Linked DNA regions of Homo sapiens: region 2 is linked to region 1. Evidence: read pairs that join two places in POLR2A ChIA-PET (ENCODE). Cell type or tissue: PC-9. All regions are shown on one strand. Links, peaks and the distances in the headings refer to the core of each region. The heading gives the core; the rest is flanking DNA.

The links. Peaks named below come from ENCODE experiments on the same cell type or tissue, not always from the same donor. Only the 100,000 strongest peaks of a DNase experiment are listed, where the experiment ranks them.
Region 2: POLR2A ChIA-PET joins it to region 1 with 7 read pairs; 2 of 35 experiments call an interaction of 5 or more read pairs at or near these places.

What each region holds. Positions count from the first base shown.
Region 1 is chr2:45,787,160-45,802,188 of GRCh38, forward strand. All of the region lies in intron 1 of PRKCE (protein kinase C epsilon), which reads left to right. Among named protein-coding and RNA genes, the nearest start is that of PRKCE-AS1, 120 kb to the left of the region's middle. RefSeq lists an enhancer at 1-391. In PC-9, for the core only: no CTCF peak of the experiment used is centred there; no DNase peak of the experiment used is centred there.
Region 2 is chr2:45,702,632-45,717,660 of GRCh38, forward strand. The region is part of intron 1 of PRKCE (protein kinase C epsilon); the gene reads left to right. It also overlaps the pseudogene TRQ-TTG5-1. Among named protein-coding and RNA genes, the nearest start is that of PRKCE-AS1, 35 kb to the left of the region's middle. In PC-9, for the core only: no CTCF peak of the experiment used is centred there; a DNase peak (open chromatin) is centred at 6,060; H3K27ac peaks cover 616 bases.

The DNA.
Region 1 (15,029 bases), core at 5,779-9,778:
GCCCTGCTGGGGGCGCTGAGCTTCTCAACAGGAGCTGGTGATAGCTGGAGCTGAGTGCAGGCTCGGAAGCTTGACCAAAACGGGATTCCAGGCACAGGAACTCAATGATCACACCTAGATAGTTTTGGGGGTGGATTTGGAGAACAAATAGCCTAGTAGGATAAAATGTGATGAGGGAGAGGGAGAGACAGAGACAGAGAGAGAGAGAGACACAAAGTCAGAGACATCTGAGCTGAATAGCAGCTGAGAGGCCCCTGACCAGTCATCACCTCTGGGCAATGCTGGCCACAGAATGGGACTGAGCCTGCAGGTGCGTCTGGGGAGGGGAAGTTCAGTTGTAGGCAATGGAGCCAGGCAGGTCTTTTCCAGATGGTTTCCTAAACAGGTGTTTCATGGGAACCTGATGAGAGGGAGGGGTGACAAGACTCATGCTATGGAAAGCCCTTCAACCAGGGGTATCCCATTTTCTCTTTATAATATATTTGGGTTCCATATAAGATTTCATCTGGAGAGGGGAAAGATATTGAAAACGACAAGGCTTACCGTATCAACAGAAGAGACCTGACAACTTGGCTCAGGGTTCGCGATACAGGTATTAACCATCCCATGGATTTTTGCATCTAAAGAAAGTGTCTGGGTAGTGGGATGTATGACCTCAAGGGATGAAGTTCTCAGCAAGGAATTGCAGGCCTGGAGATCCTGTGCAGGGGAGTGATATGTAACCAGCGGCCCATCCAGAGCATTGCGATCCTGCCAGCCACAGAGGCTTCTCACTGCTCTCCCTTTGTCTTAGCTGTCTCTCATGTTAGGTTTTCAATGAAAGCTTGGAGTACCCTGTGTGTGCCTAGAAACCCTGAAGGTCAGGATCGTTCAATAATATTCTCCCCCATTTCAGGCCTCACCGTGTTCTGACTCTGAGAGGGACAGGATTTCTTCCTGGTCAAGCCGAAACTTTTCCTGCCAAAGTGTCTCCTACTGAAGTCTGTGGCTACTTGGGATTCTCAGGGCATGGGTTGTTCTGGGTGACTGCAATTTCCAAATAGCTAAAGGCGTATTCCTTAAACTACACTTACCTTTTATTATTACTATTTTGGATGGAAGTCATCACCCCTATTTCAGCTTTCATAAAATGGTTATAATGAACATAATTTAACTCATCCTTGGTGACTCTGGGCTTTTCTTAGGAGCATCGGTAATGTTGCTATGCAGTGGCACGTTGATGTTCACAGAGCCATTCTGGATACATCAAGGTGTTTGTCCCTTCATTAGAGAATCCTGACTCCAGTGTTTTTACGTGCAGTGTCTACTTACTTCAGTTTTTCTGTGTCTTCTCTATCAGCACTCACTTCTCATTGCAATCAGGGGGCCTGCTTCTACACAGCCTCTCTCATCCTTTCTACCTACCCCTCCATTGCCTCTAATTTACTTGATTCTGATCAGCTGTTGGTTTAGAAACCAGATAAGTGATCTTGTTTCAACAGTGCATGAAATGAAACAAGCTTTTCATGAGGACCAGAGGGACACTCCGTCTGAAAGGGATGTATGTGGACATTATAACATCAAATCTAATTCTCTATTCAGATGCCTTTATTACTTACTTTCTGTCTAAAGTAGGCAAAGTAGTGCTATTCTCGGGATTTTTAGGTCTGAAGAAATATATGAAGATACATTTCCTGATTCTTTAGCTTCATATGTTTAAGGATAGGTCAATCAGAGAAGGGCATTGACTTACACCATTGGTCCTCAACTCTGGCTGAATATTCAAATAATATTCAAATACCAGAACCTAGTCCTACCCCAGACCAATTAAATCAGAATCTTTGGAGATGTGTCCCATGCATTTTAATAACTCTCCTTGGGATTCTAATGTGCAAGCAAGGTGGAGAACCACCCACTTAGACCCTCGCAAAACCACCGCACTGAAGACTTGTGTCTTTTAAGACAGATGACAGGTTCTTGGTGGGGGAAGGTGGCTCATGCCTATAATCCCAGCACTTTGGGACGCTGAAGCAGGAGGATTGCTTGAGGACAGGAGTTCAAGACCAGCCTGGACAACATAGCAAGATCCCATGTCTACAAAAGAAAAGGTGCCTCTGGATTTTGTATAATAATGTGATAACTCAGAAATTTGTGTACAGAGACCATAAGATTGACCATATTATTTAATACATTTATTAAAATACTGTTCACAGTTCATGCATTTATTGCATGTCTTCTTTCACTGTGCTAATGTGTATGTTTGACAAAAGCCTAGGACCATAGTGAGACCTTGGCTCTACAAAAATTTTTTAAATCATATGGGCATGTAACTCATCACTGTAACTCCAGTGGAGCATAGCTCCTGCCTGTGGTCCTAGCTACTCAGGAAGCTGAGGCAGGAGGATTGTTTGAGCCTAGTAGTTCAAAGCTGCAGTGAGCTAATGATCATGCCACTGCACTCCAGCCTGGGCAACAGAGTGAGACTGTCTCTCTGGTTGGGGGAAAGGGGGGAAAGACAGGGATTCTCAACCCTCAGCCCTGGCTGTCCTTAAGAACCATCTGGAAGAGCTAGGAATCATTTGAAAATACCCCTGCCACCCATTTTTAATGAGCAGTCAGGGCTGAGAATCACAACTTTAAGATATTTTGCCTGTAATTAATATTTATATTTTAAATCTACATTTTCTGAGAAGCTCGGAATTTTAAAAAATGTATTAGTATCTTTCTGAAGATAATGAAAACTTGTGTCTTTAGATTAGCTTTACATATCTGACACCTAAATGGTAGTGTTCATTCATATTGATAGGATAATGAAGGAAAGAAGAGCTTTGATCAAACGCCTGGGACACCAAAGATTTATCTCTGGTCCCAAGAGTGGAAATCTCGAGAGTGGCCCTGAATTACAGAGCTGGCAGGAGCTCACAAGTGGTTTGTGGAAAGATCAGCTCTTTTGTGATGGCTCTTGGGACAGACAGTTCCTGTGTAGCCAGCTCTTCAGTATTGTCTACCGTGCATTTTGTAGTTGCAAAAATGCACATATGCATAAATGAGAGCATCCTTCAGCCTTTGGATGAAATGTGCAGCTGAATGAGGAATGCTGAAGAGATCATCAATGCCACCAAATCCTCCAGTGTTGTATGAAAGCATCAGTTTCAACCGAGATTCAGGGGAAAAGATAATATGAAAATGTGTCGAGGGTGGCAGCACGTGGGAAAACTTGCAGGATGCGCTGAGAAAAACACACACGTGTGTTCCAGTCTCACTGATTTGGAGCCTCAAATCTGCTAATAGGGCCTGTGATATTTTTAGCCTTGTTATCAGAGCGTAGAGCAAGTTTTCAAGGCTTGTAGGATGTATCTATTAAAATAACCTATGTGACTGAGTGGCTGCTCTCTATAACATTTTTGTTCCACTGAAATACAATGAGAGGAAATGGGGCTGCAGGAAATGGCCATTCTGTCAGAGGACCCAAAGCACACAGGGCCAGTCCAGTATTTACACACATTCTGGCCATTGTGCTTGCAACCTTGGGTAACCCTTCACGTTTTTCTTCTCCTTTTTCATCTTCTTCAGATTTTGAAGGTTATTCGGCTTGAGAAGGGATGTACTATGCTCTGGGAAATTGATTTGTGAATACACTTTGTATCTGTTTCTGCACAATCCTTGGAAGTTTTCAAGGCTGTTGATTCTCTAACAAGTAGCTGACAGTATGAACTTCTGGTCCTGATGATGGTGCTGGTGGTGGTAAGCGGGGAATGTGGTGGCACAACTATCAGACACCTGAGGCCCGTACCTGATTAAGGACCTCTAGAAAGGCGTGTAGGCCTCCCACAGAGGCCAGGCCAGCGTCTCCAGACCTTTGAAAAGGGAACAGAGCAGGCATGTGTTCCAGCCCCTCCACCTCCGCACAAACGTCTGCAGTCTACAGCCAGCTCACTTTGGTGAAGAAGGGAAGGTTTTGTGTAGAGGTCTCTGAATTGGCTGGTAGAGGTGCCTCTGACTGGTCACGGGGCTTGGGGACTAGGGATAGTTTCTGTGCCCTGCTGAACCTCCTCATTCCCACCTAATCAGCCCCTTTAAGTCCTTTTTACATATTGAGCTTTCTGGTAAAGAGGTTCCTGCTGTCCAAAGATTGAAACCAACTAAAAATAACAGAACGCGAGAGATGGAAAAGACTGTAAGGCAAGCTCTCTGGCTTTCAGTGGGGAAAGCTATAGTGAGCACGTGGGGGTCCTGGTCCAGAGTCCCTTTACCCATGGAGCCCCAAGAGCAGGCCCTACACCCGCTGGGCCTTGCCCCCTTCTAGTTTCAGGCTACCCTGTGGGCCAGCAGGCTCAGCATTACACTGTATTTGTATAATTCCCTATGTCCTTTCCTTCCATATCCTCTTTCTTTTAGTTCTTTTCTTTCTTTTAGTTCTTTCTTGAAGAATGGGGTCAATTGATTGATCTTGAGTAAACAAATAGTAGCCTGAGTGAATACCTGCAGAATTAAATTCTGATAGCTTATTTCACTCTAGAATCTTTATGGGTAGCTGCGCAAAGTGGTGTACTTTCCTTAAAGACAGCCTTTCCTTGATGCTGGGTTAATGCGCTCCTCTCTGCCCTTGCTGGTGCTAAAGGGTCACTGAGGCTCAGATGCTCACTGCCATCTGTAACTCCAGTGGAGCATAATGGTCAGGAGCACGGGCTTTGACCCCAGCTCTCTCAATGAGAATCCCGGTTCAAATACATTTGACCCACAGGACCTCTCTGGGTCTCAGTTTTCTTATCCCTGGAATGAGGATAATGGCACCTGTTCCACGGGGTATTTGTAAATGACCACATGCCTGTAGTGCTTAGTTGACACACAGTGTTTTAGTCCATTTAGTGTTACTCTAACAGAATAGCTAAGGCTGGATAATTTATAAGGAAAAGAGCCTTGCTTAGTTCATGGTTCTGCAGGATGGCAAGCTCCAGAAGCCTGGTGCTGGCATCTGCTTGGCATCTGGTGAGGGCTTTCGTGCTGTGTCACAACATGGCAGAAGGGCAAAGGGGAAGTGGTGCAAAGAGGCCAAACCTGAGGGGTGTCCTGGCTTTTAACAACCCAGTCTCACCAGAAGTAATCCAGTCTCCCCAGAGCAAGAACTCACTACCATGAGAATGGCACCAAGCCATTCATGAGAGATCCATCCCCATAACCCAGACACCTCTCATGAGGCCCCACCTCCCAACACCACCACACTTGGGATCACATTTCAACATGAGTTTTGGCGGGGACAACTCAAATCATAGCATACGATGAGTGCTCAGTAAATGCTAAGCTATTGTCAGTGGTCACTTTCCATCCCTACCCCAAACACAAAGCTAGAGAAGGGTGCCCTTCCCACCCTTTCCCTTCTATCAGCTTGTTCTGGTGGCTCTAACACGCAGGAGAGATGCTGGCCGAGGGTGGCTTCTGCTGCCTGGTGCTCAAGTTCCTGTCCCACTTTTACTGCTCACTAACTGTGTGACTCTGGATAATCTACGTAGCCTCTCTGTGCCTGGGTTTCCTGCCTTGAAAGATGGGGTTAAGGAGAGTTTCTTTCTTCAAGGACTGGTTGTAGGATTAAATGAGATAATGCTTATTGTAAAAGTGCATCCATTTTGTCGTGAGCACTGATAAATGGTAGGTGGTATAATTAATTAATTTTTTTTGTTGAGACAGAGTCTTGCTCCATCACCCAGGCTGGAGTACAGTGGCACGATCTCGGCTCACTGCAACCTCTGTCTCCCGGGTTCAGGTGATTCTCCTGCCTTAGCCTCCAGAGTAGCTGGGATTACAGGCACCCGCCACCACTTCTGGCTAATTTTTGTATTTTTAGTAGAGACGGGGTTTCACCATGTTGGCCAGGATGGTCTCAAACTCCTGACCTCAGGTGATCTGCCCGCCTTGGCCTCCCAAAGAGCTGGGATTACAGGCGTGAGCCACCCTACCCAGCCTAATTAATTTATTTGCCCTTCCTTGTTCCAGAATAGATTTAAGCAGGGCAGAGAAGAGGTGTTGAGTAAACAAAATGTCCTGGAAAGCTCTTTGCTGACTGAGAGAGAGCTGCAGAGGAGCCTTCCTATTTGTTGAATTTGGGCGAATGGGGAAAATGCAAAGCTCCCAATCCCCCAATTTCTCCATCTGTTTCCTGGGCTGCTGCTCTTCTTTCTCGCTTGTTCTCTTTCTTCTTCTGCTCTTGTGTGTTCCATGTTTGGTTAGACACTTCGGGGGAGGGAGGCAAGCTGAGAGGGGAAGAAAGAAGAAAAAATTATACCCAGACTCCCCCAAATCCTGCTCTTTGGAAACCCTGAGAGCTGACAGGTGTTCTATCTCGTTTGTCTGCAATGAAGATTACTGATGAATCCAAGCTGCAGGTTGTTTTTCTCTAGCAATGGTAAAGTATGTGTCCAAAAGCAACTCCAGACGGTGGCCTCAGCTTACTGATTTTCTCTCTGATGCTCTGGCCTTTGAGTTCTGTGTGAGCATATGTTGGGCAGTTAGCCAATTCCAGGTGTAGAGTTTTGTTTTCACAGCCATGATCAAGGCCAAACACCATACTTTGATCGAGGCCATCAGGAACCATCAAAAACAGCAACAATTGTTTAAATTTCCCCCTAGATATGTTTGGAACTGGGATCCGGGCTAAACCTGTGCTGGTGCTTGTCAAGGACAAGGACAGGGTCTCACACTGACTGGTGAACAGCCCTGTTACATAGCCAGGAACAAAGGACTCTGAGTCATGAGTGTTCACATTTTTTTTTTCTTGCTTGGTTCGGATTGGTTCTAGTTATTGGGATATTAACAGAAATGAAAAGGTTTAGATAAAATCCACAGCAATCCCACATCTCCATGCCTGAATCCCAGAGAGTATGATTCGGATTAGCCCTAAAACCTTGCCTTATTATCGTGGGGCAGCCGCCCTGGGACCCCAGCTAGAGAAGCAGGGAGACGCAGATGTTTCAGCTTGTTGCAAATGGAATTGTTGACCAGTCAATGCAGAACTCTTCCTCAGGAGTGTGGCATCATTGATTTATGAATTATGGCCCTTTTAAACTCTCTGCTTGCCTTCTCGGATATCGACGTTTTAAAAAGCGATTGCTCATGTGGATCCTTTTCAGAAACACATACACATGGCCCGAGATGAGCTCTTATGTCAGAGTAAATGGAGTGGCGCACTCTGGGCTGGCGTTTCCTTCGAATAATGAATTATTCAGGGAGGGATTTTTGTTTTTGAAAATGGCAAATGCATTGACGGGGCAGACAGGAAGGAATTACACTCTGGGCTGAGTACTTTCTTATCTTTCAAGGGAGGGGTTAACCAGCCTGGATGAAGCAGGGTGCCAATTCGTTCTCATTCCTGCGGTATTCTAGCACGGACCCTGATGCACGGCTTTCTGTGGTTTCAAGCGCCTGGGGAGGAACCTGGGCAAGGCTGTGGCAAGGAATCTCAGGAAGGGCATGGATCTCGCCTGACAGCCCCGTCTCTGGAGGGAGATGTGTGACAGTCTCTGACCACTCACTGCTTTTTCATTTTCCTTCTGAACATCTCTGACTTCCTTTCTTCCTCTCCCACTCCCAAGGTTGGACTGTTCGAATACAAGCCTCCTCCACTTCTAATTACTTGAAGTATTCATCAAAATGATAGACATCCTTTATTGATCACCTATAGAATCCTATGGGGGAGGGACAATTATTGCCCTACCCCCCCCCCCATCCACCATTTCTTTTTTTCTTAACGGGAGAAGAAACTGAACCTCAAACAAGTAGAAATGTCAAGATCACAGAGCTAATGAGAGCAGAGTGATTCAGACTCCGCTTCTGCTGTTGTTGGTTTGTTGCTGTTGTTTTCCACTCTTTCCTTTCATCTTTGTGCCACCCAGCCCTGTCTGTTCGAGGTACATGACCCCACCTTCTGAGGAGGTGAGGCCAGCACCTCTTCTCCTTCTTGAGGTCCCCCACGGGGGTTTCCAGAGACTGCAGCATCCATGCTGATGAGCCAGCCAGGGCCCCAGCCTCACAGTTTCTGGTCTTCCTTGGCATGGGCGTGTCGTGGAGTGACCAGACCTTCCACCTAGAGCTTTGACCCTGCCCTCAACTCTCCCACCACCCCGCACCACCACATCCATGCTCTGCTCTCCCTCAAACCTGAACCACTTGAACATTATTGTTATTATTTTTTTTGAGATGGAGTGTTGCTCTTGTCACCCAGGCTGGAGTGCAGTGGCGTGATCTCAGCTCACTGCAACCTCCGCCTCCCGGGTTCAAGTGATTCTCCTGCCTCAGCCTCCCGAGTAGCTGGGATTACAGGTGCCCACCACCACGCCTGGCTAATTTTGTATTTTTTTAGTAGAGATGGGGTTTCATCATGTTGGCCAGGCTGGTCTCGAACTCCTGACCTCAGGTGATCCACCCTCCTCAGCCTTCCAAAATGCTGGGATTACAGATGTGAGCCACTGCGCCCGGCCTGAACATTTTTAATTGCCCAGTCTATTCTGCTGCTCTCCATACTGGATTCTCCACCTGGCCTGAAGGTCATAGTCAGCTTCTTCAAACCACACAAACTGGCTCTGTGGGCCCTGGTTCCGTCAGCAGGGTGCTTCCTGGGATTGGCCACTATGTTCTTTGCCCCTTCTCATGTCACTGTCTGCTGGTCCTGCTCAGGTGGCCAGGAGCAGAGCAGAGCTCGGCAATGCTGTGAGACCCCCCGCAGAGTTGTCTTCTGCAGGTTTGCACAGCTTTTAGCATGACCTCCACTCCACCCAGGCTTGACAGCGCTTTTTCAAATTTCAAGCATTCAGAAAAGTTGAAAAGAATAGAAAATAAACACAGCTCATTATTTCTAAGCAATACTCCCATCCTCCATCTCCCTTCACTCTAAGCTTCTTTGCATTTCTTTGAAAGCAGTTGTTCTTCACACCTCTGTGCCTTTGCTCATGCTGTTCCTTCAGTGTAGAATGCCCTTCCCTGCTCTACTTGCTGAACTCCAGCTAATTCTTTGATGTCTTCTCCAGGTTCTCCATTCCCATGCCTGCCCCAGTTAGTTGTCTTATTCTAGGCTGACAAAATGTCCAGGTGTCGTTTGTATAACGTAGTAATTGATGATAGACTCTAGAGCCAGGCTGCCTGGCTTCAAACCCCAGCTCTCTCACTAGCTGTAAGAAACCTTGGACTGTTACTGAACCCTTTATGCATTAATTTTCTCATGTGTCAACCGAAGATAATAATAATTTCTACTTCTTAGGGATGTAATGAGCACTAAATGAATTAATATACATTATGAGAACAATGCTTGGTGTATGGGTGCCACATAATACAAGCATTGGCTGCTATTATATCTCTTATGATGATTTCACTGAAATTATCACTAAAATTGAACTTCTTGAGAGGTGGCACTGTCTTATCTTGACTTGGGCAATCTGCTTCCAGGCCAATTAACTTAACCTCTCTGACTTCACCTTCTCCACCTGCAAAATGGGGTTGATATGATATACTGGGTACCTGGGGGGATGAAATGAGTAAATACAGGTATGTCATTGTGGTCAAACAAGGGTGAGCCATCATTCTTAGCTATTGTGCATTTTTCCCAGAGCCCAGGTCAAGACTTGCAGAGCTAGAAAAGACTTCACAGGTCACGAGGTTTTACTTTTTGTTTTGTAGAGATGGGGGTCTCACTATGTTACCCAGACTGCTCATGAACTCCTGGCCTCAAGTGATCCTCGCGCCTCAGCGTCCCAGAGTGCTAAGAGTATAGGCACGAACCACCATGTCCAGCCACCTTGAGGATTTTTGTTTTTTAATGTTATAGATAAAGAGCTCAGAACAGTTAAGACATCATTGAGGGTTACGTAACTCCATTTACTATTTATTTGAGACACAATGGTACAAGAGGGTGAATCCCTAGGAGTGTCAGTGTTTCAGACAAAGCAGCTTTGGGAAGAGGGAGAATAATGCTTGCTGTCTAGCGTTTGATGTTTTCACAGATTGCCTGTGACCGCCTGTATGTAACAGGTATAGTATCATTAGCTTGTTGTCCATGTGGGGAGACTGCACCCAAACCCATTCTGGTGACATCACACAGTTGGAAGGCCACTTTACTCATTCTGCCTCATGGCTTAGCTTTCATAGAACAAAACCCCTACCAGAAATAAGCTGCAGGGTGAAGGGGAGGGAGGGAGCCACGCATGTCCTTGTCCTTACTAGGGTTTCTCAGCTCTCCACGACTGCGGTAACCACACACCCTGGTTTGCCCAGAACAATCTCAGTTTACACCTGTGGACCCAGTTCCATGGTGCACCACATACCTGTTCACTTGCAGAAGTGCCTTTTACAGTGCTGGGGAGCCACATCTTATGTTTTGCTTTTTTAACCTGCCAGCAGGCTTCTTGCACGCACCAGGCTGAGGCCGTTGTTCTCCTTAATTAATTCGCTCTGCAAGCCAGCCAACCCCACTGAAGCTCTGGGAGAAGGACAAGGAACATTTAAACTGACCTGTCTTTGGTTGGGGCGGTCTCTGCTGTTGGGGCAACAGCACTACGCAGAGGATGGCTGGAGTCCACATGCTCAGGAAGGACTGCATTGCACTTCATAGTTTTGTTTTCTTCCCAGCCCCATCTTTTTCAATTGGGACTACCGTGGTAGCTTTGGCGCTTGGCGCTTTCAGCATAGGTACTGCTATTCTTACAAGTGCTCTACCTCAGTAAAGGTTGAGGGGATCCAGGCCTTCTCATGGAACTCTGGTATTTAGCTGGATTGTAGCTGGAAGGAGAATGCACATTGCCAACATAACAAAACAGGCGCTGGGCTTACTGAGTTCCTTCGCCAAAACCCAGGAATGTAGACTTGTTCTCATTTCCTCATTTTATACTCCTGTGAGGAATTCTTGGGGCTGCATAAAGTGATTAACCCAGGAGCCAGCTCCTTGGCGTGTCGGGTAGAGAGGCCAGGCTTAATGAGTGTACTTTCTCCTGCCTTGATCTCAAGGAGCTCAGCAAAGTCGTTTGTGCAAATAAAGTATACAGTGGAAACCACTGTTTACTCCATTGGATTAGGCTAAACCAGATTGTAAAAGGCAGATGGGAAAAATAAAAAATAAATAGTTCTAAAATAAAAAAGGAATTTATATATGTGGAGCATATAAGCTAGGTTTTATTATGTCTATTTTAGAGATATAGAAACTGAGGCTCCCAAGAGTTAAGAGTAGCAGAGCTGTGGTTTGGATTTGGAAGCCCAAGCTCTCCCCACCAAAACACGTTGCCTCCTCCTTTGCCTCACATACATGCCTGCCCCCGACTTTTGTGGGACCTCCTGTAGGCGCTAAGGGAGAGCCATATACAATGTGTCCAAATATTGAAACATTAGATGTCAAACATAAAGACTGTTAAGATGTGTTCCAGCCTCCCAGCTTGACAAATATACCTTCAGAATGACAAAATTTAAAAAGTGTAAAGCCAGAGTTTTATATGATTGAAAGCAAAATATCAAGTTCAAGTTGCATATTTAATGGGAATATTTTTCTTGCTAATTTTCATTGTTTTGATCAGTAATTATTTCCTAAGTCTTTATTAAATCGAGAATTTATAATATCGTTTCAAAGTGTATATGGGCCATGCTCAACAGAAGTGGCTTTTTTTTTTTTACCTGTTTTCAGTGTTTTTAAAATTTAAAAAACTATATTTTATATTGTATTTCTTATTATTATGGGCACATAATTGGTGTTTTCTGTTTTTTAAAATGTGAGCATTGGCCGGGCACGGTGGCTCACGCCTATAATCCCAGCACTTTGGGAGGCTGAGGTGGGCAGATCACAAGGTCAGGAGATCAAGACCATCCTGGCTAACATGGTGAAACCCCGTCTCTACTAAAAATACAAAAATTAGCCGGGCATGGTGGTGGGCTCCTGTAGTCCCAGCTACTCAGGAGGCTGAGGCAAGAGAATGGCGTGAACCAGGGAGGCGGAGCTTGCAGTAACCTGAGATCGTGCCACGGCACTCCAGCCTGGGCAACAGAGTGGGACTCCGTTTCAAAAAAAAAAAAAGAAAAAAGTGAGCATTTTCATTCATTATTGATGTTCTATTATTTATTCTTTTCAGCTCCTTTTTTCTGAGCTCCACTTTTCTATTTCAATCATAATCCCAATTTATACTCATTTTCAGTGATCTAAAGAATTACACAAGGAAATTTAATTATATTCAAAGTGTATAAAAATTGAGTATATATTTAGTAAATAGATAAATTGTAGTAAATATAAAAGTTAAAATATTTGGTCAGGTTTGGTGGCATGTGCCTGTAGTCCTAGCTACTCAGGAGGCTGAGTGGGGAAGATTGCTTAAGCCCAGGAGTTGGAGGCTGTTGTGCACGATGATCATGACTGTGAATAACCACTGCACTCTAGCCTGGGCAACGTAGCAAGACCCTGTCTCTAAAAGAAAAGAATATTTTTTAAAAAATTAAAATTATTTCAATGTTTTCAAAAAAAGATTGTCTTCCAAATATTCAAAATTAAAAGGCACATGTCAGTATAATTAGTGCATACTCAAAATCTGATACTTTTTAAAGCATGGGGCTCAGGGCAGGCTCCTGTTGTCCCTAGTCTGCGGATGGCACTGCTCACACATTTAATTTGTACAAGGAGAAGATTCCATTTCTTCTTGCTGAGATGATGTCAGAAGTAGTTACCAGAATCAGGACCCAGTCTAGGGTCAGGGTTTTCCAGCAGAGGCAGGATCAGGAATTGCAGTCATGTCACCAGGCTGCAGCTTAATGAGGTGTAGGTTAAGCTCCTAGCATCTGAATGTCTGGACTTCTTGTCCACAAGACAAAGAAAGCCTGGATTTGAGACTGTTTCCATGGTGGGTCCTGGGGAGGAGGAAGGCTGATATGTGGGTAGTCACCTCCAGGCTGGTCAAGTGGGGAGAGATTTTCCCCCTAGTTCTCTAGTTTGTATAATGCTGGGTAGATGAAAATATAGTTGCAGGGTAGGGTAGTGGTGGCGCAGGAGTGCCCAGCGGCTGGATACTTGATAGTGTGTTAAAGCAAAGGCATGGAGCAGTATGCTAAACTCTGCACAGTCAGGCTACAAGGTTGCTGGGTCAGCTGGGGGTCAGGGTGTTTTCACAAAATAAGAAAGGACTGAACGGGAAAGGCTGTTCAGTATAAGTCACCTTGAGAGCATGGGGAGTCACACTGCCCAGGCAGCAGCCCTTCCATAAAGCCTCATGCTGGGGGGTCTGACTCGAGAGAGCAATCAGGTTGCCTATGTCATTGGTCAGGCTTCTGGGCCAGGGCTGGAGTGGCTGGAGCCCAGGTAGACCTGTGGCACCTGGCAGGTGCCAAGGGCAGTTTTAGTCAGCAGTTGGCTACAGGCTCTTGCCAATAGGCAATGAGAGGCCTGTCTAGACTGGGGTTTGAGGGCAGCCTTCACTCCTTACTCCTAGAAGGAGTAAGTTCTGGAGAGAAGGACAAGGGAGAGCCACAGTCTTGGCAGAACTGGGCTGCTGGGCAAGGGGTCAAGTCCATGCCTTAAGCCCCACAAGGAGTTTCAACCTATGGGGTTCAAGGCAGAAGAACAAAATAAAACTTCCGCCATTAAAATTGGAGAAGGAACTTGGGGGTAGAACTAACAGTAGAGCTGGCTTCCTTCGGCCCGTAAATCTTCACTAATTATCTCCTATGCACCATGCACTGTGCTAGGCACTGACATACATGTATGCATGAGCCATGGTTCCAGGTCCTCCCAGAGCCGGGGATTATAATCCACTCTATGAGAGAGGCAGAAGAGCAGATCATTACAATACCTGGAAACTAACGCAGTCATAGAGAAATGCAGCAGTTGCCTGGGAAAGATTCCTCAACAAGTCTCAGAAGATGGGTAAGAATTAGTGGGGGGAAGGGCATTCCAGGCAGGGGGAACAGCATAAGTGAAAGCAGAGAGGTGGTGGCAGCACTGGAGTGTTCTCGGGTGTATAGGCAGTTGAGTGGGCCAAGTTTTCAGCAGGGTGGTGAGAGATGTGTTGAGAAGAGTTAGCCACATGTGGGGACTGATGGCCGCGCTCAGGAGATCTTCCTTTGATCTCATGGGGTACCATAGAAGAGTGTTAAGCTGACCAGTGGCCAGGAAAATTTGAATTTTAGGAAGACATTTGGTATTTTTAGTGCCTTATTAGAGGTTGGATTTAAAAATGAATTTTCAGGGATGAATGTGAAGGGGAGAAGGCCAGAGGAGGGAATCCATTTAGATTGCTGTTCTGGAATTTCAGGCCAAGGGTTGCAAAAACGGGGACTGGGGCTGTGCTCATTGGAACAGGAAGGGGAGCAGTGGAGAAGGGGGTAAATCCCACAGGACTCAGTCATCAGTGAGTGCTGAGGGTGAGGGTGAGGGAGAGGGAGGAGGCGGGAATGCTGCCCAGGTTTCCAGCTCAGGTGATATGTCCTAAACTCTGCACAGTCAGGCTTCAAGATGCTGGGAATTTAGGATGAGGTGCTGGGAAGGAAGATGGGGAGTGCAGTTTGAGAGCCAGCTAGAGAGGAGGCTGAGGAAGGCCGTTGGGCAGAGCCAGGGTGGGAGACTGTGGGAAAGGAAATGCAGCCCCAGAAAGGACGTTCTTCCCTGGTGTGTCCTGGCTGTCCATGGGACAGGTTGCCAAACCTGAAGCAGGCTGCTGTGGGTGTGGCCTGAGGATGCTCCAGAGACCCAAGTCAGAAGTTTCAATGTTGTGCTGATCCTAGCCTTGCTGCTGGGGTCAATTTTGCACTTCTCCTTTCCTTTTCTACAAAATGGGGATAATAATACTTAACATCTAGGCTGCGGTTTGAAAGCAATACTAGGCCAGGCCCAGTGGCTCATGCCTGTAATTCTAGCACTTTAGGAAGGCCAAGGCGAGAGGATCACTTGAGACCAGGAGTTCAAGAACAACCTGGGCAACATAACAAGACCCTATCTTAAAAAAAAAAAAAAAAAAAACACCCAAAAACTTAGCAGGGTGTGGGCATGGTGGTACATGCCTGTAGTCTCAGCTGCTTGGAAGGGTGAGGCAGGAGTTGAAGCT
Region 2 (15,029 bases), core at 3,568-7,567, 87 kb before region 1:
GTCACTGTTTTACCATAGTGATATCTAAATCACTATTATATAGTAGAACCCTTCTTTTTTTTCCCCCAAAATAAAGCTCTAGGGGTACCCCAGCATATAAAGTGAATCTAAGAAGAGCTTCTGCTATTGCAAGCAGGACACGAACCACCTCTCTTTTCCATTTCTTTCCTTCACTGTTCCTCAGACATACCCTACAAGGAGCCATTTGAACACCTTACTCTGGGAGTAGAAGGGCTAAAAGCTCTGCTAGAACTGAAGTTTGAAAAGAGTCATTCCACAGAAAGACTTCTGGGCTTAGTGTTCCGGAGATCAGCTGCTAAGGCCATAGCTAACAGCCTCGGCAGATAACAGCCTTTCCTATTATCAAGTTTTCTTGAGAAAGCCTTTTTTCCCCCCCCGTCAGGAAGTCAGTCCTTATTCCTAACTAAAAGTTGTAAAATTTAGCTGTCCTTAGTAAAGGTGGAACACATGGTCCTCAGCTTCTGTTTTATTTATTTTTTTTTTTTGTATTTCTGATGGCTGTTGTTATGTCACTCCTACCTGAGTTAGAGGCCACAGTGCTGTTTGCTTTCCTCCTATATTTTATTCTCTAGCCCTTAAAGGAATAATCAAAACTCCTTGGGCTGGGTGTGGTGGCTCACATCTGTATTCCTAGCACTTTGGGAGCCTGAGGCAGGAGGATCACTTGAGGCCAGGAGTTCAAGATCAGACTGGTCAACATAGTAAGACCCCCATCTCTAAAAATAATTTGAAAAATGTAGCCAGACATGGTGGCATGTACTTGTAGTCCCAGCTACTCGGGAGGCCAAAGTGGGAGGATTGTTTGAACCCCTAAGTTTGAGGCTGCAGTGAGCTGTGATCACAACACTGCACTCTAGCCTGGGTGACAGAGTGAGACCTTGTCTCTAAAAAAAAAAGAATAAAGAAAAGAAAAGAAAAAAAAAGGAAGCTCATTGACGGTAGAGGCACCTTTTTTTTGGAGTCTCCAGAGAACCTTGCACTTGAAGGACAAACATGGGCTCTCTGCATGGAACTGATTCTTCTTTGGATTTTCCTTTATTGTCCTAAATAGACATCATCATTTGTTCTTGTGAAGGTTCTTTCCTAGAACATTTCTTTTGTTTTGGTTTTTAAAAGACAATAATTGGGCTTCTGTCACATTCTTTGGAAAACTATCTTTAACTATGCAGCCTGTTCACTCATAACAAAAAAATTCCTATTCTCTCATCCATATGCTCACAGAAGATAAAGCTAAAATAGCTTGTTTTATATTACTGGTATTGAAATGACAAATATGTCTCCAAATAGCAAATGGGTAGAGTAATGCAGATTTAAATTTCACCTGGGTTAGGAGGCATTATTTCTGACAACACTGTTATTTCACCCATTCATCTATCCATTAACCAAACATTCATTGAGCATTTACTTAGTGCCAGGCCCAGAGACACATGGGCGATGCATAGCTGAATAGAAAAGGGTCAAGGAAGGCATGGCAGGGAGCAGCATATAGTGGAATTATTAGCATTTTACCTCCATTTACTCCTTTCATTGTTTTTAGGATTAAACACAGGAAAAAGAATCTATATGTGCTTCTTCAAGGTAGTATATCTCAAGGAAACTATTGGCTTAGTATGTTGGGGTTGGTTTTTCTGGTTTGTAGATTGTTCATTTTTCATTTCTTCTCTTGTCCCCTGAATATTCTGTACCTTCTGTGTCCCTCCCTCTATGTCCCTGTCCAGGGACTGGGCAATCAGAGAGGGACAGAGAAAGGGGTGAACCTGTAGCTTTGCTTTTTGTTAGCTACTCCAGGTAAAGACTAGTTCAGAACTCAAATCCTAAAGTGATTTTCCTGTATGAAATGTGACTTGGGAGTGTTGGGGGTTTCCTTAGCCCAGTGTTAAAGTGTCATGACATGGCCTTTGTTAGAAGAGTCACTGGATTCCTAATATTAACTCTGCCAGTTACTCTCTGGGTCCCTCCTCTACCTCATCTGAAAAGTGAGCATCGCCACGCCAGTCTTTTAGAAGTATTGTGAGGATGAAATGCCTGTATGCTGCTGGCACATGCAGGTGCCCAGCAAATGTCCATCTCTTCCTTCCCCCTCTAGTATTTCAAGGTGACAGGCAGCAGTTTTCACCTAAGTGTTATGCCTAAGAAATGATAATAACACTGTTCACTGCCATATTTTAAGTTTAACCCCTGTACTTATTAAAGGGCTATCAAATTTGGTTGAGGAAGACCAGGGGTCATGAGAATAGTCTTGACCTTGCCAACTGCTGTATAGTGTGATCTTAAGTAATTCTCAGCCCCTTTCCTTTGTCCCTCCCATCTTACCATCTATCAGGAGGGGAGCCTGAATGGTCCCCTCTTCCTTGCAGGGGAGCTGTGGGGCACAGATGAGATAAAGCAGGTGGAGTACTTCAAGAAGTTTAAAACTTACAAATGCCAGAGACTTACTATCATCACTATCATTTGGACATGGAATAATTCACTTTCAATTCCTTATTCAGTATCACTTTTGTGGGCATGTCTTTTACCACCATATTTCATGCATACATGTGCCCAGTTCTGTGGAGCTCGGTTCCGAGCAGCGCTAGGGGCCTGAACTATTGTTGCCCTCTTAGGACACAATTTTATGTGGGGAGAAGCAGCAGGCTTTATTTCACCTGCTTGAAACTCTAGTTGCGGAGAAATTTGGCTCAGACTTTCCAAAATAAACTCACCTTTGGGCTGAATCCAGGAGTGGAAAATTTTAGCTGAAAAGGATGGCTTGTCAGAAAACATAGGAGTGACTGCCAGTTGGGGGTATATGTACTCCAGAGGAGGCGGGGTGTAAACCCAGCTGTACCATTCCCTGCACCGCATGCTCCAACCAGACCAACCCAGCCCTCCGTGAGTAGAGGTTACAGGCTTATTGGAAGGAGGGAGGCATGACAAATCTTAAGGATTGTCTGTTTTTTTCCACTGTCAGATAAACCTCCACGCTTTGGCTTCTAGAGTGATGGGTGGGCTTGCTTTCCTTTTGTGGACTTGATGGCATTTGACTGTATAATTATTCTTCTCAGCTGAATATCCCTGAGTGTCCTTTGACATGATGGTGGTATAGGTAGCTTTACCAGGCATAATTTCTATAATCCATAGAGTGTCAAGAAGGTACTTATTTTCCTATCAAATGCTGCTGACCTGATTAAGCCTTCTGCCTGGCTTTGTAGCTGAAGATAATGAGTTTGTCCAGTGCAGTGGCTGTTGGGACCTGGGGTCTTTCTGAAGATGATTGTAACCTGGGTGTGGAGTGGGGCCTTTTGTCAGTTGCTTTAAGTTAGATATCTGCTTCGGAGCTCTGTGTCTGGCTCTGTTCCCCAGGTCATAGTAGCCAACAAAGGGACCTGGTCCCCTGCAGTTGGCCCTTGAATTTTTTCTATTGTTTGAGAACTAGAAATTATTTCTGCCAGAGATTTCACCTGAGAATACATCCAGGTGAGTTCTTGAGGTTAGGGTAGGATGAGAAGCAGTAGAAGCCCTGGGGGAAAAGAATTCTGAGTTGATGCTGGGGTAGGAATGCCACAGGACTGGCCAGGAGAATAGTTTCACAGCTGCTGTTGTAGTTGGCAAGAGAAAGAGGCTGTGAAATGAAATATTACACAGGATTGCCTTAGACACTCAATGGAAAACTTTTTTCCCTCCTTCCACCAGAGGAAATGAATGCATGCTGATGGTAATGAGAAAATGAGGCTCTGAAAGTGCCTGCTTTTCCTTCATTTTCATCTTTCCCTTCTTTTCTCTGAATCCTCCCTGCCCTTGTGTCAAGCTTCATTCCTGGTTCTCCCAGGTCGGAGGAACTTGAAGCAGTGTTTGTCAACCAGTCTTGACTGAGAGGTGTCTGAGAAGACTGGGCTCTACCCTTGCAGGAGTCAGATTGGGTTCCAGAATGATCTTTGCTCTTGTTTCTGCTTTGAATGAATGGTTTGCACATGTCTCAATCTCTGGCATCACATCCCAGCAGTATCTTCTCTCCTGTTTATCCTGAGGCAGGATTTTGTATTGGCCGCCTGATAGTTTGGCCCCCCACAATGAATTAAATTTCAGGAGCAGGAAAATGGGAACCCCTGTCTTCTGTGTGTAAGAGAATCTAAGAATACTGCATGTGACTCATGGTAAGAGATTTGATCATCAATAGCAAGAAATACCTTTCATTTGAACTGTGTCTTTTAGTTACCAGAGTCCTTTCTCATTCCTTATTCCTGTGAGAAGGCAACTGGGGCAGAGGGTGGTTAAGTGATTTGCTCAAGATCCCAAACAGAATAAGCAATGACAGACATGAACTGGTTTTGCTTTTCACAGGTCAGTGGAAATTGAGTCGATTTTCCACTTTGACTGGGGAACTAGCTCTCTCCCCAAAGATGGGGGTCTTGGCCAACTCTGGAATTCTGTGATTTTATGACTGTTATATTCCTCAGTCTAACAAATACCACATCTGAGTCTGCAAGAGCTGGTGTTTGATGATTGCAGTGGAAGTCCCTCGTGGATCGCAGTTCATTACTTCACAGGCAGATATTCCTCGGCTGGAGCATGTGTCCCAGAACTTACCAGGTCTGCTTGCAGCCCAGGCCTGTGCATCAGTCCCCATCTGTTAAATGTGGAGGCTGCTGCCTTTCTTCTGCTCATCAAGAGTGAGTCCTAGCCAAGATTGTAATTGTTACCAAACATCTGAATTCACTGGAGAGGCAGGAAGGGTGAGTGGATAATAACACCTTATATTCCCATAGAAAGCTTTGTACTTCCCAGAGCCATTTAAACATTGATTATCTCATTCTAACTTCAGAACAGCCTTTATTATCTTCATTTGACAGATGGGGGAGAAATGGAGGCACAAAGGATTTGTCACTTGGCCAAGGTCACAAAGCAGACTCGAAGCTGGTCCTGTGACTTGCTCTTGCCCCTGTGCTTGTCCTTTTGGGAGAGGCTTTATCTGTTCATGGAAGTCAAGGATGTTTCCTTCAAATATTTTCCCCTCAGCCCCTGCTTTTGAGGATCTGCACTGGGGGAGGGAGAACATTTCTTCTGTGGCTTCTCATGTCTGTGGGACACACAGTTCGTGACGAATATGAAATAAAATGGAAATAGCTCCTGCATCCTCCCACACAGACGAGCTGAGAGTCTGCCTCTGATGTGAGAGCCAGCATGGAAGGAGCGATGGCTCTGACTGTCCCCTTCTCCTTAGTTCCCAACTGCCAAGCCAGGAATCAGACCTGGGAGTGCAGGCATGAAGCTCCAGTTAGGCAGGCCCCAGCCTTCCTGCAGCATGACTTATGTCTGGTACCCCTGCGGGTTGCATTCCTGCTACTTCTCATAAGGTAGACACAAATTGGAGGCCTCCTCGATGGCAGGCAGTGCATGAGGAATGCTGGGATGCTGCAGGGTGCTGCACATGTTTCCTGCCTTCGGTGAGCTCCTGATCTACTACCAAAGTCCGCCTCTGTCACTCCTCCCTACGCATCATAGGTTGGACTCGAGAGCCTGCAGATTTCCTTTAATGTCTTCCTGGGCAGAGCAAGTTGCTAAGCTGGGGCTCCAGTCCACAATCATCAAGTGCCACAGAACAAAGCTGTGAGGTCAGTTGTAGCAGAGATGGCTTATGTGTCCACCAAAGCCTACATCGTGGGAAAACAGCTAGACTACACCTCTCATTCCCTTATGACCAGGTGATATGGCTTGGCTGTGTCCCCACCCAAATCTCATCTTGAATTCCCACATGTTGTGGGAAGAACCTGGTGGGAGGTAATTGAATCATGGGGCCAGGTCTTTCCCACGCTGTTCTCATGATAGTGAATAAGCCTCATGAGATCTGATGGTTTTATAAGGGGGAGTTTCCCTGCACAAGCTCTCTCTCTTTGACTGCTGTTGTCCATGTAAGATGTGACTTGCTCCTCCTTGCCTTCCACCATGATGGTGAGGCCTCCCCAGCCACGTGGAACTGTAAGTCCATTAAACCTCTTTCTTTTGTTAATTGCCCAGCCTCGGGTATGTCTTTATCAGTAGTGTGAAAACGGACTAATACACCAGGTATGGCCAGGTGTGGTCCTGTGGCTCAATTCTGGCCAGTGGAATGTGGGTGAAAGGAGTAAGTGCTTCTTCTAGGCCAGCCCACAAAAACCTCCTGGGTCAGTGTCCCAGGTGCCTTCTCCCTCTGTTGGCTTAGAGCAGCCAGTCATAGTGGTCTTGGGGGCCATGTGTTGAAGGTGGCAGAGTCAGAAGAGGGAAGGAGCCTGACTCTCCAAATCCCTGCTTGGAAGAGAGCCACTCCTGTGTGGATAGTAGCACACAGTTTCACCTTGAATGGCAGTGAGCCACTATTTGGGGATTTACCTGTTACTCTAATATACCAGTTTGAGGGACAAAGACAATGGCTTGAGTCAGGATCATGGATTCAGTCTGGATGAGACAAGTGGGATTTGTGGAACTTACTGGCGCTGCTGCTCACACCTGGAGCTGCCTCTGGGTGTGAAAGAGTAGGAGGTGAAGACCCCCAATTCCCTTCTGGAAGAGGTTAGTAGGGCCTACCAGAGCTTGGTGGCAGGTGCTGGTCAGGAGCACCCTGGGCTGGGGCCAGCATACCGGGCAGACCCAGCCAGGCCAAGGTGGCAGCTGCTCCAACCAGGCCAAGACCCATGCACTGGGTTCTCAGCCTTCCTGGGTCAAGGCCAGAGGGCTGGTGTGATGGAAGATGCCCCAGTTCTGGCAGATCTTGGCTCTTGCTTCATGCCCTATATCAGCCAGCTATTTGACCTTGGACAAGGCCCTTCTCTGGCCCTTGGCATGATTCCTTTCATTTGCAGCAGCTGGGTGTGGACTAGATGATCATGGATGTCTATGAATGTGAATTTTGAAAGCTTTAGTACAGACTATGCTCTAGGAGTTTTTAGAGTTCCTGGGCCACCCCATCCCCATTCTGGATTCCAAGGCTATGGTTCTGCCTTAGTGTGACTGCTGCAGCATGTTGTCAAACAGCACTTTGACTTTCCCTGTGACCCTAAGTCAGGGACTTCCAGATCTAAACTCTTTCAAACTCTTTTGAATAAAATGGAAGGCATCTCATCTCCAGTCCCCATCTCTATTCACCTGGATATTGTGACATCTCCCACTGGGAGAGATGTCTCCTGTCTCCCCTGTGACCATGTATCTTTTTTTTTGTTTGTTTGAGACAGTCTCACTCTGTCACCCAGGCTGGAGTGCAGTGGCATGATCTCAGCTCACTGCAACCTCCACCTCCCAGGTTCAAGTGATTCTCATGCCTCAGCCTCCTGGGTAGCTGGGATTACAGGCACATGCCACCACGCCTGGCTAATTTTTGTATTATTTAGTAGAGATGGGGTTTCACCATGTTGGCCAGACTGGTCTCGAACCCCTGACCTCAAGTGATCCGGAAAGTTCTGGGATTACAGGCTTAGGCTACTGCGCCTGGCCCATTTATCTTATTTAATTAACACGTCCATAGCACTGGCTAGGTGCTGGGCACCGTTCTTGGACTTTTCTGTGTATTAACTCACTTAACCCCTGTAACAACCTGATGATGTAGGTACTATCACTATCCTCATATGACGGGTAAGAACACTGAGGCCCAGCCTGAGAGATTAAGGAACACATCCCCAGTTTTTCAGCAGTAAAGCAAGAGGCCAAGCTGGGATTTGAACCCAAATAGTCTGGCTTCAAAGTCCATACCCTTGCCCACTGAGGTACACAGCCTCTTGTAAGTACTCCTTGAAAGTCCATACATCCTCCAGAGTCTCTAATATGTCCTCCTGAGAGCTTTGCTCTCCTGCTTCTGAATCTCAGTCCTAGATGGTCTGGTCTCAGTGGAACCCTGGAGTGTTTTTTAGCTCTATTTTCTTCTGTATATTTTCCTGCATGTTTTTCTCTTTGTGAAGCCTGTCCATAGATTAATGATTCCATTGCCAGGCCCCAGGCCAGGATTCCCAGTCCCAAGAAGTGGCAGGAGAAGGCTCTGGACATTGCGGCTCCAGCATGGCCCAGAGTATGCCCAGGGCTTGGGGACTGGCTGTCACAGGGATTTACGGCTGTTACTAACTGACATCTTGTTTTTGCCAGGGCCAATCAGAGATGCTCAGGCCTGACTGATATACCATTGTTTGCCACCCTGATGTTTCTGGAGCTGAGGCCTGCAGACCCTCACCCCTAAAGGATCGGGGTGTTTTACTGCCTGGCAGGCCAGATGACACAACCTGACTTGTCTAGAGGCTGAACCAGGGGTGCTGGGAGAGAGGGGGGACCTTGCCTTCTCTCGCTTAACATGGGGTGGGAAAAATCCAGCCAGGCAAAAACATATTCCATCTGATCTCTCACTATTCTAAGTATTCAGTCTTTTTTCAGGTTGCTGCCCCCTCCCTGTCCCCTGTCCCCCTCCCTGTGGTTTTTGTGCTTTTAGATTGAAGGGAGCGCAGCTCAGAGCACGAACTTTGCAGTCCCAAAGATTAACGTGCAACTCAACCACTTACTTACTCTATGTGCAGCCACAGGCAAGGTACTTATCCCCTTTGTGCCTCAGTTTCCTTAGCTATAAAGCAGGGAGAAAAAAGAGTGCCTACCTCACAGAATTATTGTGAGGACCAGAGTAATAGACAACAGCTGCAAGGTACTTTCCACAGTGCTGGGCATATAACAAACAAGAGATCATGGACATCATGACCAAGAGCGAGGACTCAGGCCAGACTGCCTGGCTGCAAATCACAGCTCTGCTACCTATGACCTGGGTGACCTGGAGTAAGTCACTTAATGTCTCTGTGTCTCAATTGCCTCATCTGTAAAATGGGGATAATGAAAGTCCTTATTTCACAAGATCATTGCAATGATTAAATGAATTAGCATTTGTAAAGCACTTAGCGTGCCTGGTGCCTAGCAAATATTCAGTACTTGTTAAATTAACTATATAAGTGTTCAAGACATGTTGGCTATTACTTCTATTATGTTTCCATTATTGTTATTATTTATGTAATTTTTTGAGACGAGTCTTGCTCTGTCACCAGGCTGGAGTGCAATGGCATGATCTTGGCTCACTGCAACCTCTGCCTCTCTGGTTCAAGCAATTCTGCCTCAGCCTCCCGACTAGCTGAGATTACAGTCATGCGCGACCATGCCCAGCTAATTTTTCTATTTTTAGTAGAGATGGGGTTTCACTATGTCGGTCAGGATGGTCTTGATCTCCTGACCTCATGATCTGCATGCCTTGGCCTCCCAAAGTGCTGGGATTACAGGCATGAGCCAACACGCCCGGCCTCCATTATTATTAGTAACTTTATATTATGTCCTATAAAGGAGGCAGGACAAATACTCCTATTTCACTCTGCAGATGAAAGGTTATGTGACGGGGGCAGATCCTCAGTTTAGCCCCCACTGTTACTTGAGTAAAGAATTACATCTTCTCCACACTGTCTGTGTGCCCTCAGGTGTTCCTGTTGACAGTTGACCTCTTGCCACTCTACGGCCTGTCCTTTTTTTTTTTTTTTTTTTTTTTTTTTGAGACAGAGTTTTGCTCTTGTTCCCCAGGCTGGAGTGCAGTGGTGCAATCTCGGCTTACTGCAACCTCCACCTCCCAGGTTCAAGAGATTCTCCTGCCTCATCCTCCCGAGTAGCTGCGATTACAGGCATGCACCACCACGCCCAGCTACAGCTAATTTTTTGTAGTTTTAGTAGAGACGAGGGTTCCCCATATTGGCCAGGCTGGTCTCGAACTTCTGACCTCAAGTGATTTACCCCACCTTGGCCTTCCAAAGTGCTGGGATTACAGGCATGAGTCACTGCGCCCGGCCTGTCCTGTCTTTTTGACACCCAAATCTGATCATGCTATTCCCCCTGCTTAAAGCCCCTGATGGGAAGCCTGTACTGTTGGTGGCCTCCAGGAACGTCTCTCCTCCTTGGCAAGGCCCATGAAGCTCTGGACCAATTGGCCCTGGCTGGTCCCACTGACAGTTGCATTCCCTCTATGATCTGCTACACCTCTGGGGCCTGGACAGGCCATTCCCTTTGCCTGGAAGGGCCTTTTGCCTTTTTTCCATCCAGCTCAAGTGTCAGCTCCTCCCTGTACCTACAGGCAGAGTCTGGCTCCCTCCTCTGGGCTTCCATCTGCTTGGCTCCAGTGTTCTATTGCATGGTTCTCATTTGTTTAGGAGATGTTCAACTCCTCCAGCACACTTCCCTGTCCTTGGAGGGCGGGGACCATGTGTCATTTATCTTCGTATTCGCCCCATACTTCTACCTCTTTGAGGCTGAAAGTATACCTGGCATATGTTAAATGCTCAGAGATTGTGACTAGATGAATAATAATGATAATTACGACACTGTCGCCTTGCATCTGTAATGCGCATCATGATTCAAAAGCTCTCACACCTTTGTGTTTTCATCTTGGTCCCAGTCTGGTGCTGACTTGCAGTGCTGTCCTCCATAAGCTAGCTTATCTCCCTGGGCCTCAGTTTCTTTCCCTGTAAATGATCTGTAGTCGCTGTCACCTCGAGGCTCTTATAAAGGTGAAGTGGATGCTTATTTAAGAATGTGTTTGGAATCAAGTTCTAGACATACAGAGGCTGTCATTGTTTTTGCTCATCTTGCCCTTGGACTCCGCAGCTGATCACCTTGCCAGATGGGAAGAGCCACAGGAGAGCATATGCCTGAGGGTGGCTAATAATGTGTATTTTTCTTTGCCCTACATATTTGTGTGATGCCTGATGGTAATGGATAGCTGTAAAGACTCATTATGTCCTGTGTAGCTGCAGGGGTATGCATCTTCCTTCTGTGTTACTGATTGGGAGGCTGAGCCCACAGAGAACCATCCAGGGCACACAGGCAAACCCTGCTGTAAGAAACTCAGTATATGAACATCCGGACCAACAAAAAAGTGGATGGTATTAAAGCAATTTTAAAAAATCATTCTTCATTTGAAGAAGGGATCCACTGGCATTTCTTTAAATAGGAAACCATGGCTGTTTTTAGGTTGAGGAGTTAAAACCTACCTAATAATGAATGTGATGGGCCAAGAAGGGGGAAGGCAGAAAAGCCTAAAGATGTGGTATTAGTTTCCACTCATGGTAAATGAGAAGTGAAGATAAAACACCCCTGAAAAAGTGCATCTCTCTAGAAATAGATCTGGATTTGCAGGCATTCCATTTATGGGCACCTGTTTCAGAAGTAGGTCTGTGGTTATAACAGAGAGATACCCATAACAATCTTCATTTACACAAAGGACTTTTATTCTATAAAGCATTGGTTTGCAAACTTTTGCATTTCTTGAGACAGTAAAATGTCTCTTCCTTCAACCCCCACACCTCCAAAAGGGAAGGGCATTGACATAAAGTTATGTTCTTTTAATTTTACCAAGTAAGAATTTGAGCAATACATTTACTGTCATAATTATTTCATGAACAGAGCATTTTACTTCAATAATTAAATAAGCATTTTTTGAGATCCAGTAGCCCCAAACACTGTGCTAAGTAGTGGCTGTTTAATGGCAGACACGATAGGCATGGCCCCTGCTCTGATGGGACTTAGAGTCGGATGGAGGAGGGGCATGAAACAAGCCAATACATAAGAACACATAGAAAGGGTACTCTGAAGAGAGACACAGAGCTAAGATCAAGGTGAGGGGAGATGGCTTGCCTTTTGGTGGCATGGTCAGGGAAGGACTGTCCTACAAAGATGCAATAAACAGGGACAATGACATTGAGACACAAAGGGAGAGAAGGAGCTGAGTAAGGAAAGGGAAATAAGTGTTCCAGGAAGAGGAAACTGCACTTGCAGAGGCCATGAGGTGGGAAAAGAACTTGATGTGCTCAAGGTCAAAAAGCAGGACAGACACATCTCAGGATACAGAATGGCTCTTTAAATGAAACACATTCAGCTTTATGAAAACTTATGACAGTGAGTGTCTTTCTGTCTTGCTTTCTGCTTTCTTTCCTTGCTTTCCTCCTTCCTTATCTGGCTGTGGCCTCGTGAAAGGTCCTCTTGGCCCAGCACTACAATCCTGTTAAAGAGGTCCTGTGTGGGGAGTATAGACCGTGTGCTGAGGGGAATGGGGAGCTGGAGGTGTAACTCACTGGGTGTCTTCCCTGACTCAGGGGATGATGAGCCTTGAGCCTGTCCAGCCTGTCCTGAAATCTCCTTAGCATTCTTGGAGTCTAATGTCTGTATCCCTCGGAACCAAGGTGGACCTGAGGCATTGGCCACTGGCCTGAGAGTATTAGTCACTTTCATGAATGTGGGTAAGCTGGTTGCAGCCTCATGGTTTGGGTTTTTGGACAAGCAGACAACCACAAGGTGTTTCACCTCTTGGCCTTCAGGTTTCCGGCATCTGCAGGTTCCTCCTTAGGATTTGTTGTTTTCCCTGAAACAGGCTGGAGTTGTTCCCTGGCAGAAAATAAGACTGGGCTGCACAAAGCTTTTCCACAGGCAGGCAGGCAACTCGGAGCTGTGGGTTGAATGCATAACTCATTCACTCACTTACCAAATATTTCTTGAGTGCCAACTGTGTGCAACCGTGTGCATGACGCTGTGCAGCGCACCGCAGGAAGCAGAGGAGTGCCCACCACGAGATGCTCCTGGTCCACACAATGGCATCTTTTGCCTCAAACTCTCCCTATGTATATTGATCTTGTCACCTCTGCTAGGCTTAAGCTCCTTGTGGGAGGAAGCTTCTTGTCTCCTTCTGTTTTGACCCCTTGACACCCCTGATAGGTGCTAGTGAATCTTGAATTATGTCTCTGACTTTTGCAGTCTCAGGGAACTCAGAGTCCTTAAAGATACGGTTGGGTTTTCTTCTTTGACCAATTTTGGCTTCTCCTGTTGGAGGAAATCCCTCCCCTCTTGCTTCCATCTATCCAGTGTCCTTCATTGTCACAGGGTTTCTAAGGAGCAAGAGACTCCTGCTCATCTCTCCCAGAGACTTGGCTTCTTCTGAAATTTTCTACAAGAGTCAGTCTACAGGGTAGTCTATTCTAAGGTGTCAAGTCCCTTTTAAAAACAACATCTGCATGGTAAGGTATAAAGAGGAGATGAGCAGGTAAAGGGGGGATTATCTGTGGGTGGATTCTGAGAGCCCTCTGTCTTCTTTGCACTACACGAACTGCCTTTCTTTGGTGACTCAATTATTTTTGGGGGTGAGGATGGGGTCTGATGGTTTGGGACAGGTTGAGCAGTGTTGGCTGAAGGCAAACTGAAGTCCACAAAGCCTATCTTGATTGCTCTTCTTCCCTTTTCTGCACTCCCCCCATGATGCCTCTCATCTCAAAGCACCCCTGAACTCTCCCTCCTGGATGGAGGCCTAAAAGTCTCTGCTCCCAGTGCTGGGCCCACATTCTCAGCTGAGTCTTTCCTACTAAAATCCTGCTTCAGTTTTCGCTTCCAAGGTGCTTTTGAAACCTACAAGCCCCTCCTTTCTCTCCATTGTCTTTCTGCACTCGTGTGTTACTCACCTTCAATTGAATAGGGGCCCAGGCAGAACTGGAATCCCTGGGATGGTTGTTTCTCCAGCTTTCAAATGTCAAGGCTGGTGCCATGGTGTATTACTTCGTTCTCATGCTGCTATAAAGAACTGCCCTGGGGCCAGGTGCAGTGGCCCATGCCTGTAATCCTAGCCCTTTGGGAGGCCAAGGTGGGCAGATCACTTGAGGTCAGGAGTTCAAGATTAGCCTGGCCAACATGGTGAAACCCTGTGTCTACCAAAAATACAAAAATTAGCCAGGCGTGGTGTCGCATGCTTGTAGTCCTAGCTACTTGGGAGGCTGAGGCACGAGAATCACTTGAACTTAGGAAGCAGAAGTTGCAGAGAGCCAACTTCTGGAGTTCCAGTGCACTCCAGACTGGGAAACAGAGCAAGACTCTGTCAAGAAAGAAAAAGAAAGAAAGAAAAAGAAAGAAAGGAAGAAAAAGAAAGAAAGGAAGAAAGGAAGAAAGGAAGGAAGGAAGGAGAGGGAGAAGAAGAAGAAGAAGGAGAAGGAGAAGAAGAAGAAGAAGAAGAAGGAGAAGGAGAAGAAAAAGAAGAAGAAGAAGAAGAAGAGAAGGAAGGAAGGAAGGAAGGAAGGAAGGAAGGAAGGAAGGAAAGTAGGAAGGAACTTCCCGAGACTGCAGAATTTATAAAGAATAGAGGTTTAATTGACTCACAGTTCAGCATGGCTGGGGAGACCTCAGGAAACTTACAATCATGGCGGAAGAGGAAGCAAATACATCCTTCTTCATGTGGCAGCAGAAAGGAGAAGAATGAGAGCAGAGCGAAGGGAGAAGCCCCTTATAAAACCATCAGATCTTGTGAGAACTCACTATCATGAGAATAGCATGGGGGAACTGCTCCCATGATTCAATTACCTCCTACTGGGTCCTTCCCACCACATGTGGGGATTATGGGTACTACAAGATGAGATGAGATTTGGGTGGGGACACAGCCAAACCATGTCACATGGTGATGCCTCTGCTATCTGAACCTGTCCAAGGTCCCTAAGTGAAAGGATGAGGATCCCATTGTTTGCCTCCCACAACAGGCTAGGCCCAGATGAGGATGATAGAATTACAGTGAAGGAGGAGGAGCCCAGTTCTCCCATTTGCCACCCACAGTACAGCTTCTGTAGCATCCAGGTTTGTGTGTCTGTCAAGTCTGTTTGGACCTATGGGTTAAAGAGCAGCACTTAGATAACAACTGGTTTGTTCTCTCTGTCTGTCTTCTTACCCCCTCTCTCTCAATCAATCATCTATCTCCCTACCCATCACCTATCTTTTTCCATCTATTTATCTATACATGGGCACATGCATGTAAACATAGATAAGTATGTATTTTGGAAAGTTTTACTTGCAAAGGAATCCTACATTGGGTTCCCCCTAAAGCATATGGCATGTCTTGTGCATATCTGCACGTTCCCTGGAGCAAAATACGTTCCTTCTAAGTTCTGTAATCTGTCTTGACTGCAAGAAGAGGATCCTGAGGCTTTTTTCCTAATAGTTTTTGTATTTAATGGTGATGATGATATTTAATTTAG